Regions from separate parts of the Homo sapiens genome. Here regions 2 and 3 are each linked to region 1. The links are chromatin loops, found by intact Hi-C in ENCODE. Cell type or tissue: HCT116. All regions are shown on one strand. Region 1 has its middle 62 kb from the start of PMAIP1. Region 2 overlaps PMAIP1 (phorbol-12-myristate-13-acetate-induced protein 1). Region 3 has its middle 58 kb from the start of PMAIP1.

Region 1 (2,500 bases):
GAACACAGTAGCTTAGCAGCCTTGTAAGGACACACCTACTAGTTTAAAAAACTGGAATCTACTTTTTTATTTTTTTCAAGATAGGGTCTGGATCTGTTGCCCAGGCTGGAGTGCAGTGGCGCCATCTTGGCTCGCTGCAACCTCCACCTTTCTGCTTCAGGCAAGTCTCCAGACTCAGCCTCCTGAGTAGCTGGGATTACAGGCACCCATCACCATGTCCTGCTAAGTTTTGTATTTTTTTATTTTATTTTATTATTATTATACTTTAAGTTTTAGGGTACATGTGCACAATGTGCAGGTTAGTTACGTATGTATACATGTGCCATGTTGGTGTGCTGCACCCATTAAGTCGTCATTTAGCATTAGGTATATCTCCTAATGCTATCCCTCCCCTCTCCCCCCACCCCACAACAGTCCCCGGAGTGTGATGTTCCCCTTCCTGTGTCCATGTGTTCTCGTTGTTCAATTCCCACCTATGAGTGGGAACATGCGGTGTTTGGTTTTTTGTCCTTGCAATAGTTTGCTGAGAAGTTTTGTATTTTTTGTAGAGATGGAGTTTTGCCATGTTGGCCATGCTGGTCTCAAACCCCTGGGCTCAAGCATTCTGCCTGCCTTGCTCTCCCAAAGTGCTGGCATGAGCCATTGCACCCGGCCTACATTTTCTTATTATAGTAGATTGTCTTTTTACACTGAGTTTCTGTCTCTTAGGTGGCAAATTGCGATTAACTAAAATATTACTTTGGACTTGATGTAGAAACAATATGCTATCTGCAACGTACTTAATTTTTTTTTTTTTTTTTTTTTTTTTTGAGATGGAGTCTCACTCTGTGGGCCAGGCTGGAGTGCAATGGCACAATCTCGGCTCACTGCAATCTCCACCTCCTGGATTCAAGCAATTCTCCCGCCTCAGCCTCCCAACTAGCTGGGATTACAGGTGCCCACCACCACGCCCGGCTAATTTTTGTATTTTTAGGAGAGACGGGGTTTCACTATGTTGGCCAGGATGGTCTCGAACTCCTGACCTCAAGTGATCCTCCCACCTCAGCCTCCGAAAGCTCTGGGATTAACAGGCATGACCCATCGTGTCCTACCTGTTTTGAGAAATTTTTGAGGTTATTAGAACATCTCTAAAGATTACCCAGATACTATAAATCTAGACAGAGATATTCCTGCTTATCATTCTAAACCACATCTCAAAGCAGGACAACCATAGTAATGTGCTAATTGTGATCCGTGGGCTCTAACGCTCGTCCTCCATTAGGCCTGTTGTCCCAGCCTGATTATTAACAGCGCCTCCCTGTTAATTGAGTGGCTCAATTTAGGATTATGTTTCTGCAGCCTCATCGCCCTCTAGTGGCAAAATAGTGTCAGTAGCCAAAGTGGAGAAAAGGCTTTTGTGCAATACACCTAGGAACCGAAAAGTACCCCCTTCATAGTATAAAACTAGAGCTGCAAAAGAGATATCCAGTCTCCTAAGCACCTGGCGGACATGATGAGATCACTCAACTCATCGGAACAAAACAAGATGGGACCCTCACAAATAGTGAGGTTTTTTCGATTGGTTTTTGTTTTTATTTTTACTTATTGGCATAATTTAAAATATTATCAAAACCAGGCCTGGCGCTGTGGCTCACGCCTGTAATCCCAGCACTTTGGGAGGCCGAGGCGGGCGGATCACGAGGTCAGGAGTTCAAGACCAGCCTGGCCAACATGGTAAAACCCCGTCTCTACTAAAAATACCAAAAAATAGCCAGGCGTGGTGGCGGGCGCCTGTAGTCCCAGCAACTTTGGAGGCTGAGACCTGAGAACGTCGTGAACCCGGGAGGCGGAGCTTGCAGTGAGCCAAGATGGCGCCACTGCACTCCAGCCTAGGCGACAGAGTGAGACTCCGTCTCAAAAAAAAAAAAATTAATAAAAATAAATAAAATAAAAATTACCTAAACCCAAGAGAGTCATATTAAAAATGAGCACACAAGCATGATTACTGGTAGAACAAAGAGGAATAACTTTTCAGGAGGACACTTTGCCATTCGGTTTCAAAAGGTGATATGTTAGTACTGTTGACGGCGTAATCCCACCATTGGGAGTTTATGTGAAGAATGTGTTTATCAAGAAACAAAACATATAAGTAGGAGAGTATTCAGAGTTTAAAGGATAAGAATTTGAAAACAACCAATGTTCCCAAATAAAGAACTGATTAAATAAATACGGCTCATCCATACAATGGAATATTACAGAGCTATATTAATTGACCATTAATAAATTGTTGAGTAAAAATAGAAGATAATGGAATTGTATGAATATTATAATTCCACTTACACAAATGAGGGTCTGTGTGTGCTTATGTAGATATGTATATATGTATACACACACAGGAAGACATTTGAAAGAATGGACGTTAGAATGTTCACAGTGGCTACCCCTAGATGATTGAATCACAAGTAATTTTTATCTTCTTTTCATATTTTTTGAATAAATAATTATTCCTTTTATTTTATTT
Region 2 (2,500 bases), 67 kb before region 1:
AAACAGAAATTTGGGGGGGGGGGTCTTTTAAAATCCCACTCCCCTGCTTCTTTTTGCAAACCCTTAACTTTCCTCTTAGTGTCTGAAATGAGCTCAGGAGTGGGGGCCGACAGACTTGGAACTATGGTGGGAGACCTTCAGACTCCTTTGCCATCCCATTTTATGATTCAAACTTCAGGGGACCTTAAAGATGATCTAAGTCTCAATTTCAGAGATTAACTGTGGCTCAGAGAGGTTGTCTTGCCCAAGGTCACACAGCTCATTCATGATTTTGCCTTGAAAGTCCACCTTCAAGATTCTAAAGTGGGATACTCCTTGTACCGCAGCACTTCCAGTCACTATTCTATTTTTAAGGTGTTTGTTCTCTTCCTGATGGATCGTCCCCTTTGACGATTGACAATGAGATTTACAGGATTTTTGACCCTTTAGGTGGTTTCTGCTCCGTGATTGAGAGGAAGTGGGGCAGGGAGGAGTTTGTAGAGTTATTGCAATGGATTCCAAAACCCAAATCACAGCACACAGTTCTTTAAAGTGAAGAACAACTTATTCACAGATAGATACATTTTCTTTTATAATATAAATGCAAATTTAAAAGCTAGCAGTTTTTGTCAGTCAACAGATATAATTAGAATTGCCTGAACATCTTGGACATTTTTTAACATTAAAATATGGTTCTCAAAGAATATATAGCTCTAATATCTGAAGATTGTGAATCTGTGCCTAAGCCTTCATGTGCTACTCTTTATATAAAAGAAGAGCCTGAGGTACACTTTTTTTCCTTGTTTTCTAGTGGTGGCGAGAACTAATAAGGTGCACTTTTAGCAAAACAATTCTGGCTATGCGAGCAGGCTCAGAGACAGGAGTTACTCTTCCAGTGATTCTCAAATCAAATCATGTAGTTTGTCCCCACCCTTTCTGAAGCCAAGCTCCCACCTCCACCCCACTTTCCCAGAGAAAAGCCTCTCCCTCCAGATTGTTATGTATCTTGCCCATAACCCTGCATCCTCCAGCTCTCTGGTTCTTCTTTTCCTCTAGTAACTCCTCCTTCTTCCCTCACGTTTCCCATGTTAGGAAGGCAATTTACATTCTAAGGTGTCAGCTGACTCTTTCCCTTGGCAGAGGTGGGGTGAAGATGTGGCTACCAGATTGAAGCTAAAAACTAGGGGTATCTTTTAGTTCTCACACTCAAACAGGAAGGCCATTGAGTTACACCTACTTTTGCACATGACTAACCTCAGATGAAGCAATCTTTGCTACTCTACGGCTGGAAGCAGAGGAAGAAGCGTGAGGTCACCAAAAAGGAAACTGCACTGCAGCTCCTCTTGCCAGACAGACCCAGGAGCAGTCAAGGATGCCAGCTCACAAAACACCTCTAATTAGATCATGAATCTGTATAGGCTGTAATCCCAGCACTTTGGGAGGCCGAGGCGGGCAGATGACTTGAGGCCAGGAGTTCAAGACCAGCCTGGCCAACATGGTGAAATCCCCGTCTCTACTAAAAACACAAAAATTACCCAGTGTGGTGGCGTGTGGGGGAGGCTTTAGCACGAGAATCACTTAGACCCAGGAGGCAGAGGTTGCAGTGAGCCAAAATTGTGCCAATGCACTCCAGCCTGGGCGACAGAGCAAGACTCTGTCTCAGAAAAAAAAAAAAAAAGGACCTATGTTGGGCATTCATTTCCTATTTTTCACTATTTCCCCTCCCAATTAAAGTGTAAGTCCCTTGAGAGCAGAAATCATGCAAACTCCCCTATATTTTCTACTCCAACTACTGGGAGGAGACAGTGTGGTCAGAAGGTCAGAGGATGTCTGCTGATGGAAATCAGTTAAAATACTTTGGCTTGATAATGAACACTTAGTAATTAGTAGCTTACAAGATGAAGACAAAATTAACACACAGAAAAGAACAGTGAAAACTTTTAATAGTTTACTGCCACAGTATCAACTTTTATATGTGTGCATATGTTTAAATACAAATTAGACCATAAATACCAGATGGTAAAATAGCTGCCTCTAGGCTGAAAAAAAAAACTCTCTACCACTAAATAAACAATCTTAAGTAATACTGAAGAAAACAGATGTGAGGTAATTTTCCATCTAAAGTGACTACAACCTACATTAAGACATTTTAACTAAAAATTCAAGTAGTTATAAGACTCTTGTAACTCAAAAATGTAACTTTAATACACATTTTCAAACTAAAGAAAAATACTTTAATTATAAATAGGCAAAATAAATAAAATTATTCCTGCTGAAATAAAATCAAGACATTATTTATTTGAGGACTGTATATAGCCCAGATAAAAAAAATGAAACTTACTTGAGACCCTACTAAGAAGCTATATAATACTCTAATACAAATTATCTATACAGATACCCATATAAGTATGTAAGTATGTGTATACATATATATTCACCAATGCATATATGGAACTTTCATTCTAGATGAGAACTAACTGTTCCTTTTTTTTAAGAAAAGTATATTCCAATTATGAAAATA
Region 3 (2,500 bases), 120 kb before region 1:
CGGGAGACCCCTTCTGGTTCCCACCCTGCAACAAACCCACTCAACAAGTGTGGAAGAGGGCTGAGGCCACGCTGGGCCTCACTGTCCATATTTGAAAAGGGGGGGGATTAATCAGATAGTTTCAAGGCACTCTTCATTCTTGAACCTCATCTGATAACCTGATGCATGCAGTGACTAAGAAGAAGGTCACTGACATTTGGCCAAGCTTGCCTTGACTCATGGTTTTGCTATGTATTTTGTCACCTATACTAAGCCTCAGTTTCCTCATTTCAAAGATAAGAATAATGAATATTATAACTTCTACTTTATCGTATAATTACAAATATTAAGTAAAGATTATATAAGATGCCTACTTTGAACACTGACATATACTAAGCCTTCAAAAAATGTTTCCTACTGTTGTTAGTATTAGTAATACACTACAGAAAAATTAGGCAGACACTGATATAGAAAGTATAAGAAACTTTAAATTTTAACAACAAGAACAAAAGTGAGTTTTTAAATTATCACTTTCTCATTAAAAAAAATACTGCTCAGCCAGGCGCAGTGGCTCACGCCTGTAATCCCAGCACTTTGGGAGGCTGAGGCGAGCGGATCACTTGAGGTCAGGAGTTTGAGACCAGCCTGGCCAACATAGTGAAACCTCGTCTGCACTAAAAACACAAAAATCGCCAGGCGTGGTGGCACACGCCTGTAATCCCAGCTACTCAGGAGGCTGAGGCAGGAGAATCACTTGAACCCGGGAAGCAGAGGTTGCAGTGAGCTGAGATTGCACCACTGCGCTCCAGCCTGGGCGACAGAGAGAAACTCCTTCTCAAAAAAAAAGAAAAAAAAAAGAAATACTGCTCATTGTAAGAATTTTAGAAAATATTTTTCTGGCACTAGTTCTTTTGAGAAACAATATTTGAGAAATGAGATAGTATCTCTTTTAAAACATGATATTTGAGATAAAAATGACCAAATGCCTTTAACCTTTAGGATCGCCAAATCTAAGTCATGCAAACTTCAAAAAGTCATGTTTTTAAGCTGCGGAATGCAAAGCTATGGAAAGTACAATACCTGTAATTCATGGTCTCTCTTTTTGTGACTCTGTCATTTATTTCCTCCCAAGGAGGGAAACTATGGAAACCATTACCTAAGATGTTTCTTCTTGACCCTTTGCTTGTGCCGGCCCTATTTCCAGTCAGCAAGCAGCAGCTGCTGTTGATCTACAGTTGCCCTTTTCCTCTGCACCTGCCCTGCTCAGCCCAGCAGAGATAATTTGCAGCAAGCAGGGCCTCAGAGCTGGGAGCCTGGCAGCCTTCCAAGGTCTTCATATCTTGCTAGTGAACAAGATCCTGCCTTACCATATGACATTCAGTATGGCTTTGAGGTGATGTCAGTGAAACAGCTCAAAGAGGATTTAGGAAGAACAATTTTGCACTAAAGACAATAGGAAATACTGACAAGGAAGATAGAAGCCATCGGTATGATTTTGCAGTCCTTAGCACCCCTGTACTAGACTATGATGATTGTAGTAAGTTTTTATGATACTAAAAGCCTGCTATAAATATTATTCACCCATGCAAAGTAATGAAATTTTGACATATACTACAACATGGATGAACCTTGAAAACATTATGCTAAGTGAAATAAGCCAGGACAGAAGGACAAATATTTCATGATTCCATTTACATGATGTACCTATGATAAGCAAATTTATAGAGACAGAAAGCAAAACAGAGACTATCTAGGGTTTAGGGGAGGGTGGGGAAAGAAGAGTTATTGTTTAGTGGATACAGAGTTTATGTTAGGGATAACTAAAATGTCCTGGACACAGACAGTGGTGATAGTTACACAGATTATGAATGTACGTGAGGCCACTGAATTGTACTTACAAATGGTTAAAATGACAAATATTGATCCAGCAATCCAACTTCTGGATATTTGCCCAAAAGAGTTATAATCAGTTTGTCCAAGAGATGTCTGCACGCCCAAGTTCACTGAAGCTGTGTTCACAATAACCAAGATACGGAATCAACCGAAATGTCCATGAATCAACCGAAATGTCCATGAATCAACAGATAAATGGATTTTAAAATGTGGTGTATATGCACAATGAACTATTATTCAGCCTTAATAAAGAAGGAAATTGTGTCATCAATAACAACATGGATGGAACTGGAGAATATTATGCTAAGTGAAATAAGCCAGGCACAGAAAAACAAATGCCATATATTCTCGCTTACATGTGGAATCTAAAACAATTGAACCCATAGAAGCAGAGAGTGGAATGGCGGCTACAGAGGCTGAAGGTGAAGTGGGTTGGGAGATGATGGTCAAAGGGTACAAAATCTCAGAAGAGAAACATGGTGTGGGATTTTTTTTTTTTTTAGTTCTATTGCACAGTGTGGTGAATACGGTTAATAATAGAGTATTGCACATTTCAAAATTGCTAAGAGTAAATTTCAAATGCTCTCACCACAAAAAAGATGTTAAGTTGTTGAAGTGATGGATACAT

Evidence for each region. Peaks named below come from ENCODE experiments on the same cell type or tissue, not always from the same donor. Only the 100,000 strongest peaks of a DNase experiment are listed, where the experiment ranks them.
Region 2: a loop joins it to region 1, with 4 times the contacts of the local background. A loop is called at or near these places in 21 of 110 quality-filtered maps.
Region 3: a loop joins it to region 1, with 6 times the contacts of the local background. A loop is called at or near these places in 11 of 110 quality-filtered maps.

Annotation. Positions count from the first base shown.
Region 1 is chr18:59,836,556-59,839,055 of GRCh38, reverse strand. No RefSeq gene overlaps it. Among named protein-coding and RNA genes, the nearest start is that of PMAIP1, 62 kb to the left of the region's middle. In HCT116, a CTCF peak has its summit at 1,359 (motif pointing left); a DNase peak (open chromatin) is centred at 1,345.
Region 2 is chr18:59,903,711-59,906,210 of GRCh38, reverse strand. PMAIP1 (phorbol-12-myristate-13-acetate-induced protein 1) reads right to left here. Exons shown (of 2, transcript NM_021127.3): 2 at 1,906-2,500. Among named protein-coding and RNA genes, the nearest start is that of PMAIP1, 5.0 kb to the right of the region's middle. RefSeq lists an enhancer at 1,216-1,385. In HCT116, no CTCF peak of the experiment used is centred here; a DNase peak (open chromatin) is centred at 1,239; H3K27ac peaks cover 685 bases.
Region 3 is chr18:59,956,961-59,959,460 of GRCh38, reverse strand. No RefSeq gene overlaps it. Among named protein-coding and RNA genes, the nearest start is that of PMAIP1, 58 kb to the right of the region's middle. In HCT116, no CTCF peak of the experiment used is centred here; DNase peaks (open chromatin) are centred at 180 and 1,290; H3K4me3 peaks cover 834 bases; H3K27ac peaks cover 2,056 bases.